Regions from separate parts of the Mus musculus genome. Here all the other regions are linked to region 3. A link is a loop called in an ENCODE intact Hi-C map of the cell type or tissue named here. Cell type or tissue: left cerebral cortex. All regions are shown on one strand.

Region 1 (8,000 bases), 160 kb before region 3:
AAAAACAAGTGATTGTGGAAGACAGTAAAAATAAGGAGAAAAAAAAATCACACAAAAAAGAGAGAAACAGCAGAGAATGAGAAGTAATACCAGACAAGAGGATGAAGCTTATCAACAAGAATCTGGTTTGGCAATCAGGATATCCCTACTGTTCAGGCTCTTACATCCGACAGCTTCAAGGTAACTGAATGGGCCAATTAAGGGAAAAGAGGGCTACAAAGGGCCCACGGGCAAAGTCTTACAGGCTTATACAAGAGACACAAGAGATACAAGCCTTCTTATAGTTACATAGGGGAAAAGAAAAGAGCAGCAGGAGGGAGACATGCCACCAAGTCCAGAAGGACACTGCAGGCTCAACAAAACAGGTGGAGGGCAACCTGAAAAAGAGCTGTGGTAATATGGGGAAATCAGAAAGACCCATGGTAGTGGCCAAGGGAAATAAATGAACACTGCTGGTTAGTGTTAGGAACTAAGAGGAGTGAAAACATTTGAACAATTGCTGTTTGGAGTAGAAGAACCAACTGAAACTGAAGAGAATGAGCACTCTGGGCTCAGATGACAACTACAAAAGAAAAAGAACAGGCAGAATTAAGTATCAAGTAATCCAAAGTAGGAGATGAAACGGGGCTGTGATGAAATGTTCTACAGCTAGACTGTGTAAGGAAAACAGGGATAGGTCCCACATGAAACGGAGTCAGAAGATTCAACCAGTTGCAAACTGTATTGTCAAATATGCACTACATACTCAAAAAATTGCCAAAATCCAATTGACAGTTCACTTGATCTAACCAGAAAACATGATCCCAAATAAAATAAAATGCCAATATAAAAGCAGATCTTATTGCATCAGATTCTTAGAAATTTCATAAAGTTTCTAATCTTATTTTCTCAAATGTACTAGTAGTTATTTCTCTGAATTCTGTCAACTATAAAAACAAAACAACCTAACCCCAAACAAATGAGACAAAACAAAAAAACCACCTTTCTGGAAGTCACAAGCAAGCTGAGATTTTCCCCCTGAAGGGGCTCGGGCTCATTATTCAGCATGTGTCAGGTACAGCTGGTAGATCTGGGACTGACTCACACTACTCTTGTCTGACCGATGGACATGCTAATTCTCTCTTTGGTAAAATCTACTTGCATAAGTCCAAGGCATTTCTCAAATAAGCCAATATACTAGTCCAACAAAAAATATGCTAATTTGGCCACTCCCCAGTAAGCTCTATAGCTACTCAAGGTAGTAACAGCCCTGAATTTAATAATCCCATATATTAAATCATAGACAGACCCTGGCTGGTCCTCACATATTCCAAAGACAAACTTCAGTCTCCCCATTTTATGATTAGTACTTTTCAAAATATGAGTATTTGGAATCCCTCTCCCCAAAAGTTCCAACAACTAAAATAGGTAAATGTTTGACAATGTAGAGATAACAGAATCAAATGTCTGTTTATTATGTCCTTCATATTACAACAGTACTAGCTATAGAAAATCAGACTATCAGCCAGGCCTTGTGGGGAACACCCAGAATCCTCTCTTAAGTTCAAGAGCAGCCTGGTCTACACAGTGAGTACCAAGATCAGGTAAAGCTACAAAGATCTTTTTGAAAATTCCTATTTCTGGCATCTGACTTCACTCAGTTGGTTACTGGTCTTTCCAGTATATTGTCATGAAGTTACAGTACTTCTTTTTCTCTCTTGCTTTGAGTCAGGCTCTAATGACAGCCCTGACTGGCCTGGATTCAGAGATCAGCCTGCCTCAGCTTCAAAAATGTTGGGACTAGGGCTGGTGAGATGGCTCAGTGGTTAAGAGCACTAACTGCTCTTCCTAGGTCCTGAGATCAAATCCCAGCAACCACATGGTGGCTCACAACCATCTGTACAGCTACAGTGTACTCATATACTTAAATAAATCTTAAAAAAAAAAAAAAAAGAGCGTTGGGACTAAAGGTATGTGCTACCATATTGGAATGCAGAGCTTTAAAAATCATCCTAGTTATCTTTACTCCTAGCTGGGTCAGGTAGGCCTTTTCATTCCCCTCAGCCTCAGTGTAGACAATGGATTTCTGTGACTTCAAGGCCAGCTAGGTTACACAGCAAGTTCTGGCAAGACGGGTCCAATGAGACCCTTTTTTAGGGGGGAGGGAGCATTATCTATTATTATCTATTATTATTATTATTAATTCACACAGCCTGCGAACATAGTGTTTATGTCCCCTCAGGTAATCACTAGTCCCATATTTCAGTTAGTAAGTTCAGGTCAGAATTCTTACTAAAAAACACAAACTCGCCTCAATTGTCTTCCTCAATCCTCATTTTTTTAGAGATGATTCTACATAACCTGCTCGCCCTGGGACTCTCCTGGCATTTACAACTTTTCAATGCTTTCTTTAAATGAAAACTTTTCTACACCCTAAAAGGATGGACAGCAGCACTTGATCGGGTGCCATCGATGTCCTATAAGGGAGGTCAGGATTGGGAGACAGTTCCTCAAGGGACAGAGAAAAGGTGGAAATAGACGGCCAGGCGTGAGAGAACTGGTGGGAAGGTGTGACATTCAGAGAAGGGAGGAAAGAGGTGAAGTGGCAGGCAGGCACTGCTGTCTAACTCACAGTTCCTGCAGAGTGCGAACAGAAATTAAGGAATGGGGTTGGGGGAGCATGGGGGGACCAGCCATTGAAACCTGCTAGGCAGCATTTTGCTGGGATTTTTTTCCCCTATTATGTCTTTGACACTCCATTCAGAAGGGACGGGCCCCAAGAGTCACAATGATGGGTTGGTGCGGCCCAGCGACACTGCTCTCGCTCCCAGCCGGGGTTGGTCCCTTGAAAGCATCGCTGCGAGTCGGTGAGCCGGCGGGAGGAACCCACCAGGTCCTCTGGACCCCCGAGGCCAGGGCCCGGCGTCGGGGTGCTCGGGCAACAGCCACCCCGGCTCATTCCGGTGGACAACCCCGAACCGCTCTCCTCATACACATCTTGCCGCTCCCACGGAGCCCGGTCCTTCCCCGGGAGCCGAGCGCATCGATGGCCGGGCAAAAGCCCGGCTGCAGCCGGGGGGACTTACCTTTAACAGATTAGACGTCGCCATGTTCTCAACTTGGACTCTCGCGAGACGGGGCGAGACTTGGCGGCGCTCGGGGCCAGGCCTCCTCGAGAGGCCGGGGTTCCCAGCAGGACCCCGCAGGCCGCGGCGGGGGATGCGGGGGACGCCGGAGCGGCGTGCCGTCAGCGCCGAGCTCGTCCCGGGCAGCCGTGCTTCCTCGGGCTTTCCAGCTACATGGTCACCCCGGCCTGCCCACGCGAGAGAGCGCATGCAAACGCTTGAGGAGACGCGAGCGGCGAATGGTGGGAAGGGACCGGGAGCCGACCAGACCGGGAAGAGGTAGTAGCCACTTCCTCGGGCCTCCCCAGCTCGCCTTCGCTTCTGCCGCTGGGCTTGCACCCGCTTGGGCCGCCGGCAACGACTTTATCTCGGCTTAGGGCCCGCACCTCAGGGTCCGTGGCGGCGTCACGTGACGCGGCGGGCGGGGGCGTGCTCGGGAGCAACCCAGGCGACAGCAAGCCACTGGGTCCCGAGGCCCGCGCGGAGGGTGCGAGCGCGCCCTCTGCTGGCTGGAGCCGGCGCAGCCCTCACGCGCTCGCCCCAGATCGGAATGGCTATTCAGAGCTCAGGATTAGATTAGCCTGGAAGGCTTCTTACTGCTGTCCTCAGGAAATGCTGACTGAGAGAAGGCGCCCAGTCAATTAATAAATGATGCACAAACGTACTGTTATTCCTATAAACAAAAAAAAAAACCCTGCTTGTTCAAGAAGTGATTGTTAATCTTGGGTTCCTTAAGACATATCCTAGAGCACCCTATAGTATTTTCTCCAAATTGCATCGCTTCTGATCACGAATCTCTGATCAAGGGAAGAGAATGTAATTTATACAGGGATCTCTCAGGTTAGCTGTTATTTAATGCATTATGCAAGTTCCTAATACTACCCTTTGGGGGTTTTAGTTGCTTGGTTGGTTGGTTGGATTGGTTTTTGACAGTTTCTCTATGTAGCCCTGGCTGTACTGAAACGCCATCTGTAGACCAGGCTGGTCTTGAACTCGGAGAGTGGAGGTAGGTGCCTCTGCCTCCCAAGTGTTGGGATTAAAGGTGTGGGAAACCACCACCTGGTATCAAATTTGTTTCTTTGAAACTCATCTCTCACTGTCCAACAATTTTAGTCTCAGTACTCAAAGCAGAGGCAAGAGGATCTCCGTAAGATTGGGGACAGCCTGGTCTACAGAGCAAGTTTCAGAACAGCTAGGTCAAAAAACCCAAGAAAACAAAAGTTTCTCAAACGTTGCTAGTGCATTCTTTATATTAATATAACCTGGGGTGCTACTTAGAAAAGCAGACTTTCAGGCTCCACTCTGAAGGATTTTATTTCATATATTATGCCTGAAAACTCCTTTTGCCCCAAGCATTCCAGGTAGCTATGTTTAAAGAAGACTTTCTATGTATTCTTGGATGGCCAGGAATTCTGTATGTAGACCAAGTTGACCTAGAACTCTAGAGTTCTGCCTGCCTCTGCCTCCAGAGTGACTGGTGGGATTATAGGTATACGCCTCCCTCGGAAAAGGCCAAGAGTTCTTTATATCTGCTTCGTGCTGGGTGTGGTGGAGCATGCCTTTAATCCTAGCACACTCTTAAGTTCCAGGCCAATTAGAGCTATAAAGTGAGACCCCTATCTAAACAATATAGCACTTAAAGTGAGTTAAGATTTGCTACTTTAGGACTGAAGAGATAGCTCAGTGGTTAAGAGCACTGACTGCTCTTCCATAGGTCCTCAGTTCAATTCCCAGCAACCACATGGTGGCTCACAACCATCTGTAATGGGATCCAATGCCCTCTTCTGGTGTGTCTGAAGACGGCTACAGCGTACCCATATGCATAAAATAAATAAATCTTAAAAAAAAAATCTGCTACTTCACAATGGGCCTTAGTTATCTTGTTTGTGAAATTAGTATTAAAACATCTATAGCATAGTGCTATGGCAAAAATTAAATGTAAAGGCTAGAGAGATGGCCCAGTATACTCACATACATTAAAAATAAAATAAAATAAAAAGGGTATCATAGTCCATTAAAAAAATAAAAATGACAAAACCGGGTGTGGTGCCGCTCGCCTTTAATCCCAGCACTTGGGAGGCAGAGGCAGGTGGATTTCTGAGTTCAAGGCCAGCCAGGGCTACACAGAGAAACCCTGCCTCAAAAAACACAAAACAAACAAACAAACAAGACATGATTCTATTCATTTTTGGTTTTGTTCTGTTGTTTTTCACAACAGAAAGATTTCTCTGTGTAGCTCTGACTCTCCTGGAACTCGCTCTTTAAACAGGATGGCCTTGAACTCGGAGATCTGCCTGCCTCTGTCTCCTGAGTGCTGGGATTAGAGTTTGCCACCACCTCAGCTGATTCCATACATTTTAATAGATTAATTACTGAATGCTGGAATTTATCACTCATGGCAGAAACCTTAAGTATTAATTAAACATTGTGAAAAGAACAGTGAAGAAGAAAAAAAAAGCCAAGGATGCAAAAATAGAAGGGAGAATAGTCCAGAGAGATGACTCGGGTAAAAAAATATACCGGCTGTCTGGAAAGATCCAGTTCTGTGGGGGATCTAATGCTTCCGGCCTCCGAGGGACTCTGTACTCACATACATATACACAGAGAGATACACATACACACAACACACATGTAAGTATGTTAATTTTGACATGCCATGACTAGCTCAAAGATTGGGCACTCCTAAACTTTCCCCTGCTAGTAAACACTCCCGTCTGGTACTCCTGAGACTCCTAAACCTTCCCATGCTTCCCGGGTAGCCAGTGGCCACTTACCCAACTTCTTGTACGAACAAGGCAAAGCTGTTTGGCCTTGCTCTCTTGCTGTTCTTATATCCAGTCCTTCCTCTCTTCCTCTAGTCTGGTTATCTAGCCCTTGCAATTCTCCAGGTCCTGCCCTCTCTCCATTGGCCCAGCCATTGTAAGGCAAGTCTTTATTACCAATCAGAGCCAGCTGGGGGCAGACTTTCTTTACAAACGGAGAACACCAGCCAATACAGTTTCTAAGCTTTGAACTTTAACCTCGGCATCTTGAGTCTCATTAGCCTCCATCCTCCTTTTAGGAAGAAATGTTTCAATCAAGGAGTAGCCACACAACCTGCCACCCCTCCCTTTGGCTTATATTCTTTCCATCCTTACTTCTATGATGCTTTCTGAGCTTATTGGGAGGCACGGGTGGTAATTGTAGGTACCCAGTTATTTTTTTCCATGGGAAGCTGAACACCGGGCCACTCTGCCACAGCCACAGTTAATTCTCAGGAGGTTAGCTAAGTGGTTAACGAGTCTCTGCAGTACACTGCAGGAAAGGAAATCCCTCCACGACAAACTAGGCTGACAGCTGCAGTAATTATGTGTATAATCACAAATGTTTAAAAGGCAATTTACAGCTGGGCGTGGTGGCGCACGCCTTTAATCCCAGCACTTGGGAGGCGGAGGCAGGCGGATTTCTGAGTTGGAGGCCAGCCTGGTCTACAAAGTGAGTTCCAGGACAGCCAGGGCTATAGAGAGAAACCCTGTCTTGAAAACAAACCAAAAAAAAAAAAGGCAATTTACTAGGCACATCATACTCATTTAACAGTGCAGTAGCAGTTGCTTCTCCACTGAGGCCTAAGACCTTCCCAGCCACTGGCATTTTGTCCTTTGTTACAGCACTGTGTGTAAATTTTCTTTGTGGAACAGACTAGAAGCTCAATCCTAAAATTAGTTGTTTACATTCCCAACAGTCATGCCACTGTGCACCAAGGAATGCATATCATTTCTCAGTGTAACATTAAGATCCTTATTAAGGACTGGGCAGTGGTAGCACACACTTTTAATCCCAGCACTTGGGAGACAGAGGCAAGGTTCGAGGAGAACCTGGTCTACAGGGAGAGTTCTGTGGACGTGGGCTGTAGCAAAGGCATATCTGCTATCCACATGGATGTTAATTTTCTTGCTGGCTCCAAGTTCCAAGGCCTTGGTGAGGGCAATTAGCTCCACTTTCTGTGTCCATGTGCCATGGGATAGAGGTGCAGGGGAATGGGTGGAGGTAGAGGTTCTGCCCAGATGACTTTTGTGCCATCCACCACAGCAGTACCTGCTTGTCTCTGACCTTCATGGAGAAAATTGCTCCCATCTATAAACCAGGTAGCCTCAGCTTTCAGCAGGCATCAGTTTGAGAGGTCTCTCCTTTTGGACCAGCAGGGAGTGTATGTGGGCCCCCATTTTGGAGATTATGTCCCAACAGAGTGTAGGGACGGTCTGGGGCAACCCTAAAAGAATGGGATACCCGGCCCATCCCTAGGTCCACTGTTCTTCGGGTAGTCCATGAATATATTTTGGTGCCAGTGGCTCCTTGTACCCAAGCTCTCTTCTTGGAAATGGCCATCAGCTTGGAGGACCAAGTGTTGAGCCCTGTGTCCACCAAGGATTGAGTGGGTTTCCTCTCTACTCCCAGAGTTACCCTGGGTTTTTTGAGAGGGGGTCCAAGCCCTGTCTCCCCTAATCACTGTCTTTATCCAGGGCTAAGACCTTTGCCTTTTGGGGGTGCTTTTCCCAAGGCCTGGGACTTCCTGCTCCCAGCTTCTGTTTGTTAGCGCACTCTTGAGCCCAGCAGCCTCTCTCTTTGCAGTATGTGCACTGGTCATTTTTAAGGGATTTTCTGTCTCTCTCTGGTTGGAGTCTCTCTTCTCTGTTTTCCCTAACTACTGTAGCCCAGACTTTCTGTAGATTCCTACCCTGTCACTTTTCTTTCTTTCTCTTTCTCTGCTCCTTCTCTTTCTGTTACCCTGTAATGGTAAACTTTCTCAGCAACCTACACTAAATTCCTCAATGGCTTATCCTGTCTTTCTAGCCTCTGAATATTTTTCCTGATATCTCTACTAGCCTGGTCTATAAAAGCCACTGTCACAGTAGCTTT
Region 2 (8,000 bases), 120 kb before region 3:
GAGTGTATCTGCATCCTGTAAATGTTACTGTATCCTGTAAAAAGGATACACTGGGAAGGGCGAGTGCAGAAGTGGCTCACTGGGTAAACTGCTTCCTTTGCAAGCAAGAGGATCTAAATTTGGGTCCACAGCACCCATGTTTAAAAAAAAAAAAAAAAAAAAGGCGGGCACAGCAGCATGCATTGAGGAAGTGGAGGCAGGAGGAGACCTGGAGTTCAATGACCCTTATAGCCTTTTGCTAAATTAACTAGTCAGCTAACTCATTAGTAGGTTTGCTATTGCTTTCCATCTTAAAAAAGAAAAAAGAGCTGCTTCTTCTTTATACTCCTTGGTAAACAGTTATTCCTGATTGCATGTTTTGAAAGAGCCCAAGTAAATTGGATAATTTAATAAATAATAATAATAATAATAATAATAAAACAAAACACATCTCTTTGCTGCAATCTTAGCAGCTTTCTTCTTCCTGTGCTCCTGTGCTAGGATCAAACCTAGAGCCTTGGGAATGGTAAAGAAAAAGTTTGCCATTGAGCCACAGCTTTAGTCCTTAGTATTTTGAGACGAAGTCTTGCGAGGTAGCCTATGCTGGCTTCAAACTTACAGTCCTGCCTCTGCCTCCCAGATGTTTAGATCACCGCTATGCCCGGCTTCTTAGATACTTTATTTAGTTTATTTATATTTATTTTATTTTATTTTTGAGACAGGGTTTCTCTGTGTAGCCCTGGCTATCCTGGAACTCATTCTGTAGACCAGGTTGGTCTCAAACTCAGAAATCCGCCTGTTTCTGCCTCCCAAGTGCTGGGATTAAAGGCATGTGCCACCACTGCTCAGCTTCTTAGATGCTTTGATATGGGGCTTTAAAGGAATGTTAAAGTGATAGAGATTTCTGACACATTTGATTATTCAGTCATCCTTTGAAAAGGATCACTAGGGATCAAGCACACCTTGAGAGGACTGAGGGAAGAAGGTGAGGGAAGAAGGCATCACTCCTGGAGTATTATTATTAGTGCCTATAACTGTATTGTCCCAAAAGGTCAAACAATATGAAAAAAAAATGGCCAAATTTGGCTTGAAATTCACAAGTTTCATGATGCATGTGTGGATTCAATATTGCTACTATGCGTTTTTCACCCTGTAAATTAGACCACTTTCTGCTACTGTGACAGGATATCTGAGACTGGATACAGTATAAAGAAAAACAGTTCATCTAGCAGCATGACACTGGGTTTTGTGAGGTCAACCTCTGCTGCATCCCATCATGGTAGGTGATATCCTCCTGGCTGCATGTTTGAGAGGAAGACATCACATAGCAAGACAAGATGCCAGAAAGCTGGAAGGGGCTGGACTCACTCTGTTGAAAGAACTTATTTTCATGAAACTATTTGAGGCTCCATGAGAAATTACTTTTTAAAACTTTCTATCCTACATTTTTCTTTTAAAATTTTATTTCATGAATTTATTTATGGGGAAAGGCACCTCATTATCCACATTGAGGTCAGAGGACAACTTGTAACAAGAGCCGATGTTCTCTTTATACCATGTGGGTCCCAGGAACCAAACACAGGTTGTCAGGTTTGTATCTTTATCCATGGAGCCATCTTGCAGACCCTTCCATGAGAAATGACTTGATCCCTCCCAAGGATGGTGTAGCCAATGACCCAATAGTTTTACTCTATAGACCCCTATATTTTGAGTCCCAACACCTCTTCCCAATTACACTGGTGAATTTGGTTGAGACTGGTAGTGTCAACACATGAATGATAAACATTAGTACTTTATAGTACATAAATGTACTTTATGGAAACAAAATCAAAATTTGTATTCTTTTACTTAATACTTTTCCATATTTTAGCACTCTCTGTATACTTATTAACACTGTATTGCCTTGGTGTGATGGTGCACACCTTTAATGCAAGCCCTGGGGAGCAAAGGCAGCTGGCTGGCTGAGTTCAAGGCCAGCCTGCTCTATAATGAGTTCCTAGAGCTACAAAGAGGGCTGGGGGGGGGGGAGAATAAAAACAATAACAGTAAACAAACAAAATAACAAATAACAAAACAAACAGAAACCAAATACTGCATTAAACACATTTTTTTCTTTTACTGATCAATTTTCCCCAATATATTAGAAATTATAAAAGGTGGTGATGGCTAGTTCCCCTGTAACATTCATAATTCTAAACTCCCCTTTCCCACTTCCTAGACATAGAACAGCCCTTTTTTTCTATTGAACTAGGGTTCTTCATGGAAACCTAAGTATTGCATCAAATCAAATCAAATCAAATCAATACTCCGATTTTATTCTTCTATTTTTCTTAGAAAGAGTCTCACTATGTAGCATTTGGTTGGCCTGCAACTCTCTGTGTAGACAAGACTGGCCTGTAAGTCAGAGACTTGTTTGCCTCTGCTTCCAAAGTGCTGGGACTAAAGGATTGCATCACCATGCCCAGTAATGTTCTCTTTTGAGACCAAGTCTGGTTGTGTAGCCTGGGCTGGCCTTGAACTTATGAACTTCCTACTTCAATCTCTGAATGATAGGCAAGTATCACAATGCCCACCTGATCTTGTTCCTTCTTTGTTATGCTGGTAGTTAAAACCCACCAGAATGCTAATTTAAATACTATAAAGTAAAACTAATGGTGATAATTATCTGATAATCACTTCATTGTTCTGTAATATATTTCAAACTATCTCATAAGCTCCCTAAGGTAAGTTCCTTTTTTCTTTATGTCTAATCACCAGTAAACCTAATATAATATTTCCCACAAATTCCTCAGGTTACGACTGTAATGACAGACATATATCTTCAAGTACCCTTGAAGGAGATCCACGATTCAAAGCAAATGTCTTCGTTTTCTAGAAGCCATGGGATGACTTAACATCAGTTGTTCTGAATACCGTTTTATGGTGAGGCATTCTGCTAAATGCTAGAAAGGCAACTACTGTAGGTAGCTACTGAAATATGTATTTATATGAATATATCATTGGTAAAGAGCCAAACTAAGCAAAGTATGACTCATCATAAATGTTCTCTAACTGTCCTTGCATTATTGGGTGGTTTTAATAATGTATACATAAAATGAATTGCTATTTAGATTCTTCTCAAAGCCATTACAAAACCCTCAATTAGCAAAGGTTTACATTCTAGCAAATTAATTATCCTTCACCTTCCTGTCGATAGGGTGAGGAATTACTTTTAAGTAAATAGACAGAGGAAGATTTTACTATCTTTAAAGGGTAAAGCAAACGCTCTTAGTAAATGCTTTTTCTCCCCCTCCGGACCTTGAAATATCGCCAAGATCATCTCTGATTAAGATCACAAATGGAAGACTCAGTAAAGGATTTCACGAGTGATTGAACCGGAAGAAGTCTTAGAAATCATAAAAATGTCTTCATTTTACAGATGGAGCACAAGTTTTAAAGAAAAAACCAAAACTGCTTCAATCAAAGGAGGCCAACTGAAAAGGAAACGACAATGTCTTCATGGAATTCTAAACAGTCCATGACCTTTAGCACCGCTCTGGAAGCTGGCCTTACCATGCATCACATCCCTTGTTATCTCTGTGTACCCGAGGAATCATTGTCAGACCCAGGAATGGAAATAAAAAAACAAACAAACAAACAAAACCACCAGGCTGGCCTTGAACTCAGAAATCCACCTGCCTCAGCCTCCCGAGTGCTGGGATTAAAGGCGTCTGCCACCACACCCGGCTCACTTTTTTTTTTTTTTTTTTTTTGAGACCACAGAGATATCTGCCTGTCTCTGCCTCCCGAGTGATGGGATTAAAGGCTTGTCCTATCACACTCTGACTAGAAGCCAAACTTCTGAATGTTGAACACTTTACACATGTAGGCTGAACTCTCTTGGAATGGATGCTGGCTGAATGAGGGCAAGCCACATTTGTTAAGTTCCTTAACGGAGTTCTTTATTTCACAAGCAAAAGTACTTGTTGAGAGATATAAAAATGCTTGCCTACAAGAGTTCCAATTGATCATGTGATTTTTAAAAAAAGATTTATTTTTTTTATTATATGTAAATACACTGTAGCCATCTTTAGACACACCAGAAGAGGGCATCAGATCTCATTAGGGATGGTTGTGAGCCACCATGTGGTTGCTGGGATTTGAACTCAGGACCTTCAGAATGAAGAACAGTCAGTGCGCTCTAAGCCATCTCTACCTACTAAGCCATCTCATCAGCCCCGATCATATGATTTTTAAAGAAACAATTCCCTACATTATCAGCTTTCTTACTTTGCTCTAGAACAAAGTACTCTTCGATCTCAAAAACTGGAAATACGCTTTAAATGTGATTTAATCTCAACTATCCAAGGAATTCAGTTTCATTTACTTTTTTTCTGTAAGGCCAGTCGACTTTATACAATCTTTCAGGTTCCCCAGTAAACAACCAGAATGAGACTATTTACTTGAGACTGACTCTCTCCCCATTTAGAAAAGTGCTTTCTTCTGTTGTCACATACAGAATGTTACGAATCCATCAGTGAAATAAAGGAAGGGTTGCAGACAACCCTCAGTATTATCTTTTTCACACCAAAGCGTCAAAGGTGACAAACTTTTAAAGGAAACTTCACCCTATAAATGCAAACACACACCCTTAGTTGTCTCAGTGACTCCGATGTTGCATTTAGTTGTTTTCCAAGACCTACTCCCGAGGGTCATGGCCCAGAATTTTCTGATGACCACACTCGGTGCTTTCAGATGTTTAAACCATTACCGCATGCATCTCTCTGTGAACCGTTCCGAGGGCTGGAACCCCGTCTGGAATTCTGCTTGCTGAGAACTAAAGATTTTTCACAGACCTGGGAACCCCACTTGGCATATTTCCCGGGCCTGAAAGAGGCTTGGTCAAGGCTTGGAGGAGGTGCTAGGAGGAGGGTGGCTGAGGCAGGGTGTGTGTGAACGGCGAGCGAAGTCGAGTTTGGGGAGAAGGCAGCGGTGGAGCCAAAGGGACCCAAACGGCCAAGAGGAGCAGACAGAGCTGGGAAAGACCGGCGACCCTGATTCGGACAGGAAAGGAGACAGAAAGGGGGCGCAGGAAATCCGCACTAAAGAAAGAAGAAACTGCGGAGGAGGAAGTCGCCCCTGGAAGGGGAGGGGCGAAGGGGAAGCGAGCACCGAGCGCTAGCACTTTCGAGAGCCTGTGGCGGGTGCCTCCCTACCTGAAGCGCTCCTGCCCCGCCGTGTCCCAGAGCTGCAGCTTGATCCTCTTGCCCGGCTCAATCTCCAGCAGGCGCGAGAAGAAGTCCACGCCGACTGTGGGGTCGCAGGCGGGGGAGTGCAGCCCTGGGAAGCGGCCCTGGGTGAAGCGGTGCAGAAGGCACGACTTGCCCACCGTGGAGTCTCCGATCACAATAAGGCGGAACTGATAGATCCAAATAGTCTCCATCGCCTACGTGCCCCGTGCGCTCAGGAGCAAGTTCTGCCTAAGGAACTGTCCCTTCAGCACCTACGCGGCGCGCGCCCGCCCGCTTCCAGCATCTTCCTGCGGCTGCGGCCGCCGCCTGGTAGCCGCCCTCTGGGGAAGGAGGGGCGGGGCCGCGGGCAGGGGGCGTGGACTTGGTCTGATTGGGGTGGGGCTTGAGAGTGAGGGCGGGGCCACGAGTTTGGAAGGGACCGTAGGTAGGGGTGTGATCGTGAGTTGGGGGCGGGAACCTAACTTGCAGAGCAGCTGCGTCGGGCAGGGGGCCGGGCCCCAGCTGTAAGGGGAGGGAACTGACGTTGTAGAGGCGGGTCATTGGTCGTGCGGGGGCGGGGCCTCTAACTAGAGGGGCGCGGCGAGAGCGTCGGCTGAGGGGATAGGGAAGTAGCAGAACTCTAGACGACCTTAGCGTATTCTAGTGCAGATCTTGCTGGAAATGGACAAGGAATGGGTGTGGCGAAAGGATGTGACAGCAATAGCAACCAATGAAAATGTACTCAAGGGCTAAACTCCAGAAAGGTCAGCCAATGGGAAGTGAGAGTCATTTTCTCTCACGCATCTGCGAAGGCTCTCTTCAGACTAAGACCCTAGTTTTGAAAGTCAGTCAGGCTTCTGTATGTGGATTCGTGGTGTCCGGGTTCTCAGAAGATTCCAGTTGACAGTTTCCTCTGAAGAAAACAAATTTGCAGAACTAGTTCTGATAGTTTCTGTTAAGGATTGCCTGTTGCTGTTTGCCACAGCGTTTTCAGGATGGTTCTAGCCCTATGCTCGTTGGGGCCCTTCAGCCTGGGAAAAACTTAAAATGTTGAGAAGCTCATACGAGTCATCATTATTCTCGGTCTATAGCTGCCCTCTGCTTGCGTATGACCAAAGACCTAATAAACGAAGCGTAATTTAAATGTTGGTGAGACCTTACTGTGTTCTCTTCTGGACTGGGATGTAGCCCCCAGGTGGTAGAGTTGCCTAGCAACATGAAACCCTGGGTTTAGTCCCCAACTCCGCATAAAACAAATATGGTGGCCCACGGTTATTATTCCACCACATGGGGCTCGAGGATCAGAAGTTTAAGATTATATCCTGTAACTCTCTGTGTCAGCTACACAGAGGACAGAGGCAGATGGATTTCTCAGTTCAAGACCAGCCTGGTCTACAGAGTGAGTTCCAGGACAGCTAGGACTGTGCAAATTTCTTGCCAACCATTTCATTCTTTTCTTGCAACATCTAACTATCACACTCATCCTTAATTCCTTTCTTTGTTTTGGAGGAAGAAGCGTGACTTTCAGAGAACTCTTCTTTCCTCTGCCATGCATCTTTAGGCCCCTGTCTGCAATTAGTCAATCTTTATTTTATGTGGTATGTATCTTGTCTCCCTTCTACAATTGTTCTTCCTTCCTTCCTTCCTTCCTTCCTTCCTTCCTTCCTTCCTTCCTTCCTACTTTCCTTCCTTCCTTCCTTCCCCCTCTTTCTTCCTCCCTCCTTCCTGTTTATTTATTTATTATTTTTGTTTTGTTGAGACAGGGTTTTTTATGTACCCCTGGCTATCCTAGAACTAGTGTTGTCAACCAGATTGGTCTCGAACTCACAAAGATCCGCCTGCCTCTGCATCCCTAGCGCTGGGCTTAAAAGAGTGCACCACCACCACCACCACCACCTGGCTCTACTATTAGTTTCTACTCCTCTGCCTACAACCATATTTGAGTGTTCTCAGTCCTAAAGCTAATTAATCAGAACCCCCTCGGTGATGTTTCTTTGCTTCCACCATCTTGTTCCTTTTCACGTATTCAAAAGAGCCCTCCTCCCTCATTTCTTGTCCACAAGACTATCTTTAACAAACCTTCATACACTTTCTATGCCGCAGACTCTCATGAAACAATTGTTTCAGATAACTGTGCATGAGACCCCCTAATTATCAGATTCAACCTACCTGTTCTCATCATTCTCACCTCTGACCTCTCAGGACCCCTCCGTTTAAGGGTAACCAAGTGACGGTTCTATCCTCTGAGACAGAGGAGTGGCATTTTTGGGTAAAGATAATTTCTTTCTGTGAGAGCATGGCAACCTTTTTGTCTGTTTTTCTTTTTCTCCTCCTCCTCCTCTTCTTCCTCTACCTCCTCCTCCTCGTCTTCCACCTTTTCATCTTCCTCCTTCTTTTCCTCCTCTTCTTTTTTTTTAAGATTTATTTATTTATTATATGTAAGTACACTGTAGCTGTCTTCAGACACTCCAGAAGAGGGAATCAGATCTCGTTACAGATGGTTGTGAGCCACTATGTGGTTGCTGGGATTTGAACTCTGGATCTTCGGAAGAGGCAGTCGGGTGCTCTTACCCACTGAGCCATCTTACCAGCCCCATTCCTCCTCTTCTTGAATATGAGTGTTTTGAATGCATTATGTCTGAGCACCATTTGGGGGCTTGATGCAGGCAGATGCCCAGAAGGGAGCATCAGATTTACAACAGGATGTGGACTAACATATAGGTGCTGGGTATTGAAGCTGGGTACCCAGGAGATGGGGCCAGTGCTCTGATTTACTTCTCAGCTGCATGCCTTTCACTCTTCTTTCTTTTT
Region 3 (8,000 bases):
GATGCTGAACTGGAGGTCTACCTTCTGTTTTGTATTGTTAATTCATCTAATTAGGAATTCAAGTGCATTTGTTATCCTCTTAATTATAATGATAAGACCTGTGGGTAGAGATGGTGTCTACAGCAGCTGGAATGTTTGAAACCCAATCCCTGGTGGTGTTTGGAGGTCTTAGAAGGCTTGAGGGCAGAGTCCTGGATGGGACTGGTGCCTTTATAAAAGACTTCAGAGAGTTGCCTTCCTCCATATGCCTGGTGAGAGATAGTGAGAAACTGGCTGCTTAAATACCAGGAAGCAGGCTCTCATCAGACACGCAGTCCATAGACACTTAGTCTCTGCAACTGTGAAAAATCAACTTCTGTTGTTTTAAACCACCCAGTCCTGGATAACATCTTGTTATAACAGCTAGGATGGACCGAGGCATGCCTGGGGCTATGTCAAATGTGGTGAGGAAACTAGGAACAAGCTCTTTTAATACTTAACATAGGTAGCAAATTAAAGCTTCAGCCCCCCCATCAGACAAACACACCCCCCCCCCAACAACAATGACAAAGCAGGTTCAACATAAACACTGTATTTATTGGCTCCCTTGCTTTTCCCCTGTTCCATCCCGTCTTCAACTTGTGAAAGACTAGCTTTAATTTGGCTACATGGTAATAATTCTATGACTTAGGAAACTAAAGGGTGATTCATTGTTCAGGACATTGTCTGATGACAGCACCCATTAAGCATACATTAATCTCTCCAAAGACGGTTCAGTCTCAGCATCAGCTTAAATAGGGCAGAATAAAGAATTTTAGAAACTGCTCAGTAAGGAGACACTTGCTATTCTAGTTTGGAAAAAGCAAATCCTAGTTTAGTAGGTTCTATTTCTTATTATTAGAATAAAATATATGCTTTTGTGAAACAGTAGAAGGGAAATTGTGACCACTGTAGGTGTTGACATATGCTGGTGAAATAACAATTTTTGGATGTGAGAATCTGTGAATCTAAGCAGAGATAAAACATTTTACAGGCAGCTTGAGGGGCAGGAGAGTTGTTCTTTCATTGAAACCCGATGAAATCTGAGTGTGGCCCTGCACACACGGAATCCCAGTTCTAGGGACGCTGAGGCACAAGGAATGTGAGTTTGGAGCCAGCCTGGGATAGATGAATTGTAAGATCTTGTCTTTGTTTCTTTTCATATTGCTGTGATATAATACCATGGCAAAAGTCATTTACAGGAGAAAGAGTGTATTCTCATGGCTCATGGGTACAGACTGTCATGGCAGAGAAGACAAGGTGGTGGGAGCATGAAGCAACTGTCACATCATTGACAGTCAGGAAGCAGAGAGGGATGAATGCTTGCAGCTCCCCGGCTCCTTTCTCTAGTTCAATAGTCCAAGGTCCCAGCCAGGGGAATGGCACCACCCACAGTGGATGGATCTTCCATCTCAATCAATGCAATCAAGTCAGGAGGCTCCCAGACAATTCTAGATTCTACCAAGTTCATAACACAGTCCTTGTCTTAAAAAATAAAAAAAAATTTGAGTGGGCTGAGATATTTTCCTTCCCAGTGTTTAGCAATATGGAGTCTCATGCATCTCAGGCTGACCTTGAACTTGCTGTGTTCTGGAGAATTACCTTGATACTGTCTCCACTTCCCAAATGCTATGATGAGGCACTGTGGGCAACCATACCTGGTTTTATGGGGTGCTGAGAATTTAACCCTGGGCTTCATGAATACAAGACAGGCACTCTTCCAGCTGGGCAACATCCCCAATCCTCTCATAGTTTCTATTCCTGCAGAAGTCACATGTGCCTGGCACTGCACTAAGTCTTTTAGAACATGTATTTTTTAAGCTTTACAATTTCTTAAGGATATTAGGGATAATGACAAATGAGGAAGCTGAGGCTATAACCAGTCATCCAGATCAGGCCCCACTACCCTAACAAACAATTCCAAATACCCTATTATTTTAAAATATTACTGACTTAAGTTTTGGCCCCGCTGTCATCCCATCGTGAGCCTGCCTCAAGTTATCCTCTCTCTGGAACATAGGCCGGTGCAGTTGCCACGGGATACAATAAGGAAGCATGAAAACTCCACCCTGGTTCCTACATACCACCCAGGACGGACACATTGCACTTTTTACCTTCTGCTGACCAAAGGCCATCAAACATGCAGTCCAAGTTTAATAGGGATATAGAATGTAAGTCCTACTATGTGCTTGGATGGGGAGAAGAGGCATTTCTATGTATCCTTCTGTCATAAGGCTTAAAGAAGTAAAACAAGTCGGCCAAGCTTAGGCCTTTCTCTCCTCAGTCCCCAGCCTGTGTTTTTATCCACCATGATGTCCTGACACAGCAAAATTAGAACTCTTGCACTGTCTATCATTGTTGAAATAGTAAAGCCATCAACGTGGGGATAAAGTAAAAAGGGTGACCAGATGGTGATGTCTTGTTTTTGTTTTGTAACATTAAAAAATATATACACACACACACACACACACACACACACACACACACACACACACACAGACATATATACATCATTAGCTAGCCTGTGGTGGCACAGGCCTTTAGTCCCAGTATTCAGGAGGCAGAGGCACACAGATCTCTGAGTTCAAGTCAGCCTGTTCTATAGAGTGAGTTCCAGGATAGCCAGGGCTACACAGTGAAACCCTGCCTCACACTTGGGAGTCTGAGGCACATAGTCTGTTTCTCGAAACAGACAAGCAAAAACACCCCAAAATCTTGTGGGTAGAGGCACAGCTCAGTGGTAGAAAGATTGCCTAGCATGTGCAAGGCCCTGTTTTTGACTCTCCGTACTGCCGGGGGAGTTGTGTGTGTATGGGGGGGGGGGGGTTGTCCTTATTTAGATACACAGATGTCTCATTAGAAAGAAGGGAATTTGAACTCGAGCGCTAAATTCACTGCATCTCAGTTAAATAGTGTCCACATACAACCGTTTGAGAGTGCTAGGCTTGGTAGGAGCTGAACCTGCTAAAGAATAATCTTAACCCCTAAGAACCTGAGAATCAAGCTCTGACTCTGAGACCTGGGAGACAGTTCGGAGTGGTAAAGGTCTTGCCATAAGTGTGAGTTTGGATCCCAGCAACCATGTAAAAGCTGGGTGAGAAGGATGGCCCACGTGTAACTCAGGGAAGCAGAGATGGAGACACGAACCTCACGACAAGCTGGCTAGCTAGCTGACGTGTCAGCTCCAGGCTCAGTGAGAGTCCCTGCTTCAGGGAATAAAGTAGACAGCAAAGGAGGAAGACACTGGATATCAACCTCTGGTTTATGCACACATGCGCCTGTGCATTTGCCTCACATAAGCATACACGAATACATACATGCACCCCACACATACATATATATATACACAGAGCTCTGAGCTTTGGATTTCGGCTCTTCTCATGAACCTTGGTAGCTATTGAAAATGCCAGACCTAATCACATATGTGCTACTGTATTAAAAATCCCGTGACTTTCTCCTGGAAAGATTTAAAATAAAGGAGTGAGCTGGAGTTCACAGACTGAATTCAGGTTTCCACTAGAGCTCTCTTCTGGTTCTCTGGCCCCCTCGAGTGCAAAGTCCAGTCTAAAGACTACGCAATCCTGACTCTGCCCCCTGCTGGTAAATGTGGGGTAAGACAACTTGTCCCAGTCAATTCCGTGGCAAGCGAGGAATAAGTAAATACCCAGGAAGAGCAGAGCGCTGCAAGGCTCTGCCCCTTTGGGGATATTTGGAGCTACTGCGCCCTGAGTGCGGCAGCCCGGCCTCCTGTTTTGGCATCACATCCCTTCCACACACCTCGGTTATCTCAAGTCTCACAGTCTTGTCACCTCCCTTGTTATCTTGAGATTACCAGTTATTTTGGTGTCAACAGCAGAGGAGAGGATCCAAAAATAAAGGAAGCCCAGAGTATTAAATATAAACCACTCCTTAAAACAGGGGCATGTTTCTATAGCATCTACTAACGAATTAGTCCAGAATTCATGGACTTCATGCGTAAAGAGTTCTCCATAGGGGCACCCATCTTCCCCTGAACCTTTGCAAACTCCAGAGGGTTTTTTGTCATATCTCTGCACCTCCGGCTTGGCAAGTCACTCCCCAGGATGCCATATCACCATGGAAAAGCCTTCCACAGAGGACAACGCCGTTGCTTTCTGGGTTGAGATTGCGCAGCTATAGATCTGCTTAGGTTTCCTCCAGTCTTTTGCCAGAGAAGGAACGATCTAACCCCGCTGAAGTTTGCCAGGGCATTTTGTAGACCCTAATATTTAGTGAACCGTTGACTAAGCCCCAGGGTCTTGTTATGTAGCCCAGGCTGGCCCTGATCTTGTGAGCCTCCTACTTCATCCTCTGGAATTCTAGTTGTACACCACCTTTAAAGTTGTGCAGCTTAACCTTTTATTTTATGTATAATTTAGACCTTTTTTTTTTTTTTTTTTTAAGGTGTCCGCTAGACTCTGACAGCAAGGGGTGATTTGAGGGTTCACTGCCCAGAATTACAAATGTCATTTGCTGTCCAGGGATTCTGTTTTTAGGAGTGCAGTCAATTATAAAATACTCAGCTCTCCAACAGAGAACGGTCCTCACTCCCCTCTGTGCCAAGCTCGCCAGTCTGCCCTAGGATGCAACCTTACTGAGCGTTATAAAGACAACACACAGGTTCAGAAGAGATCTCTCCAAGGGGCGCAAGTCTGTCCATATCCACATCAAGATCTGGTGTGGAGATCATTGTTAATGACTTTAAGCTAACTTATCCCAAAGGGATACGTTTATTTAGGGCAGCTGCCTGGTGCCTTCCTTATTAAAAAAAGAAAAGGAAAATTCTGCAAATTTCTTAAATATTAAGGTAATATTTCCACATTATCGGACTAACTTACACTTAAGAACAAACTACCAAGTTTGAAAAATATAGTAGTTTCTCTTTAAAAGCATTATGACAGGAATTTCTCCTCTGGTAAAAATGAATAATTATTTGTGCTTTATTGCCATAGAAATAATATTTCCTGCCAAGGGTGGTTTAACTTCAATTTTTGGATCAATGGAATTATTAGTGTTTTTTTTTTGCATCTATCTATCTATCTATCTATCTATCTATCTATCTATCTATCTATCTATCTATCTACCTACCTATCTTTACGATATGAGAGACATTCTGTTGCATTGTCTTCCAGTTTCATGTGAGTTTTATGTGTTCTGTCTTTCAGCACAACCAATTTCTGCCCCGTACTAATTGTCCAGACTGCAGTAAGGACTTTGTAATTGATGGAAAGGTTTCTCTAGCCAATTCTTTCCATTACTTGAGGAATTGGCTGGGGATGAAGCCCAGGGGTAGAACACTCACTCACCTAGCATACACAAAACTTTGGGCTTGGTTCCCAGAACAACAACAACAACAACAACAACAACAACACACACACACACACACACACCTTTATATTCATTTCCTTAGTGTCAAAGATTCCTCTTCAGTGACTCCCACACTTTGTTTCCTCAGAAGTAGCTTATTTCTCCTCCTCCTCCTCCTCCTCCTCCTCCTCCTCCTCCTCCTCCTCCTCCTCCTCCTTCTTTTTAGATTTATTTATTTATTGTATGTAAGTACACTGTAGTTGTCTTCAGGCACTCCCGAAGAGGGAGTCAGATCTCATTACGAATGGTTGTGAGCCACCATGTGGTTGCTGGGGTTTGAACTCAGGACCTTCAGAAGAGCAGTCAGTGCTTTTAACCACTGAGCAATCTCTCCAGCCCGTAGCTTACTTCTTATCTCTATTTTGATTACAAGTACCACCCTAAAAATAGGCACCTGGACTCTCCCTTCCCTTCCTAGTCACCACATTTTTCCCGGGACAGGGAAGTGAACCCTCTATCACATTTGCATATTACAAATGCATAATGTTTACTGAAGGCACAATGACACAGCACACGGCTACTCCCCTCCATCCGTATTGCACTCTTCCACTTCCTCACATTATGATAGGTCAGACTGTGCTTCAAAAATTTTGTTCGTGGAGGTGAGGATGTAGATCAGTGGTTGAACACTTGCTTAGCATGCACAAAGTTCCTTGTTTCTACCACTGCAAAGCTAAACCAAAGCAAGATTTTCTCATAAGCATCAGACCGCTGATAGCCATTACCTAATGCTGAGCTAAAGGTAGGACACAATTTCCCTGGGCCCATGCAGATGATGGTGGTTGCCGGTACATTGGCCTTTGATTAACAAGAAATGTTTAACCACAACAGCACCAAGTTAGAAGCAGCCCAAGTGTCCACCTACATGAAAATAGATAAATGAGACAGTTTTATAAATGGAATGTCATTCAGTAATAAAATGGAATACATTACTGATTCATATAGATTATAAATAAATCTCAAAAATCTCCCGCGTGAAAGATTCCCTAGTTCATTTACACACAGCTCTATGGGAATAGAAATCAGAGTCAGGGTTGAAATAGTTCTTGGGAAGGGATAGGGGAACTTTTCCTGGATAAGGAAGCAGGTTGTGTCTTTCCTGAGGTATTGGTTACATAGTTGCCCAGTGGCTTTCCCCCCTCTTCCTTCTGGGGGGGGGGGGGACGACACACATACTGGACCAGTGCTATTCCACTTGGCTGTACCCCAGGCATTGGGGGTTTCCCCTAACGCTATAGACTCCTTCAGTCTGAACCTGCATTCTCTTCATATGTCCTGTCCCTTTCAGCTTCTACCCAGCAGGACTTCCTCTGAGGCTTTCTGCAATTGTAAACCGGAGCAGAAGCTGGACCGAATGGGCCCTTACCTGGTCTGAGGGTGCACAGCATACAGTGTCGCGAGGTATGGGCTTTGATCTTCCCCTCAGAGGACTGGGAGTCCACACCAAAACAAAAGAGGAAATGTGCGTCTTCCCTTGCGGGAGGAGAACCTGGTGCTCTGAACCGCACCCTCCCTTCTAAACACTTCTTGCTGCCTTCTGGAAACAACCTGAAGCCAGGAGGTGCGATTCCTTAAAATTATCATTTTGAATAGGTAAAACTCCGGTGGAAAGGGCTCTGCTGGCTTTGGCTGGTTTTGAACAGGGAGAGGCCATGGAAGTCCAGTGAGAACAGTTTCCGACTTGCAATTGCCCAAACTGTGGGAAAATGAGGTTAGGCTGTCTTAAGCCACCAGGGTTAAGGTAGTGTTTTCCATTAGAAAATGAGAACACTATCTGTGGCCAGTGCACTCTTGCAAGTTGGGAGGTGAAGCAAGGAAATAATAAAATATCCCTAAATCCCACAACTAGAGATAATGATCACCAATTACTTGGTGACTGTTTCTTGGTATCTGTCCGTCTGTCTGTCTATATCTATCCACCCATCCATTCATCCGTCTATTTTTGGTATGAGGCCTTGGGGGTTCATGACATATTTGTTGAGAGCTCTACTGAACCATAGTCTCAGCTCTGTGCTAGGTATTTTGCTTGCTTCGCTTTTGTTTTATGCATGCACACATATGAAAAAGTTTGCACATATACACACACTCAACCCATGTGTTTGGATTCAAAAGTACATACTGCTTTGGAACTTATATTTTTTACTTTCCCCACTCAAAAATGCATTATAGACACCTCCCCCCGCCCCCCCCCCCCTTGGTCTTTCCTAGGGTTAAACAGCTTTCCCTTTAACAGTTAAGCTGAGGTTTGAGAAGTGAGGGCACTGAACACTTGGTGGCAGTATTGAGACAAAAATTTTGGAAAATAACCGAAAGCCTCCGGGGACTTTGTTCAGCTGAATCGTGGCATTACCTTGCTGATATTTAATAACCGGAGAAAGAACATGTGTATTATTAGGGCTGTATGTCTCCAGCGGCTCCCGGTTTCCCCAGATCAGGCTGTACCGTTCCCTCCCAAGACGGAGAGATTAGATAAGATTGTATTTATGTTTGCTTCCATATCCGGTAGTGAGACTGAATTTGTGCTCTTAGGAAGCTGCTTGCCATCTCCTTCGCCCTCTTCCCCTGATAGATATCACATCAGACACAGAGGAGCTGGG

Evidence for each region. A loop is a pair of places that touch in the nucleus more often than their neighbours do. Peaks named below come from ENCODE experiments on the same cell type or tissue, not always from the same donor. Only the 100,000 strongest peaks of a DNase experiment are listed, where the experiment ranks them.
Region 1: a loop joins it to region 3, with 3 times the contacts of the local background. A loop is called at or near these places in 5 of 42 quality-filtered maps.
Region 2: it touches region 3 in a loop (2.0-fold over the local background); 2 of 42 quality-filtered maps call a loop at or near these places.

Annotation. Positions count from the first base shown.
Region 1 is chr9:53,663,973-53,671,972 of GRCm38, forward strand. It overlaps Cul5 (cullin 5), which reads right to left and starts at 3,535. Exons shown (of 19, transcript NM_027807.4): 1 at 3,066-3,535. The coding sequence starts at 3,089. It overlaps Gm16124 (predicted gene 16124), which reads left to right and starts at 3,121. Exons shown (of 2, transcript NR_166653.1): 1 at 3,121-3,383. In left cerebral cortex, CTCF peaks have their summits at 3,610 (motif pointing left) and 6,040 (motif pointing right); DNase peaks (open chromatin) are centred at 3,177, 3,516 and 6,040; H3K4me3 peaks cover 2,069 bases; H3K27ac peaks cover 1,568 bases.
Region 2 is chr9:53,700,715-53,708,714 of GRCm38, forward strand. It overlaps Rab39 (RAB39, member RAS oncogene family), which reads right to left and starts at 5,518. Exons shown (of 2, transcript NM_175562.3): 1 at 5,175-5,518. The coding sequence starts at 5,401. In left cerebral cortex, a CTCF peak has its summit at 4,026 (motif pointing right); DNase peaks (open chromatin) are centred at 5,005 and 5,670; H3K4me3 peaks cover 1,667 bases.
Region 3 is chr9:53,821,841-53,829,840 of GRCm38, forward strand. No RefSeq gene overlaps it. Among named protein-coding and RNA genes, the nearest start is that of Sln, 24 kb to the right of the region's middle. In left cerebral cortex, CTCF peaks have their summits at 3,632 (motif pointing left) and 7,679 (motif pointing right); DNase peaks (open chromatin) are centred at 2,877, 3,116, 3,634 and 7,704; H3K4me3 peaks cover 346 bases; H3K27ac peaks cover 315 bases.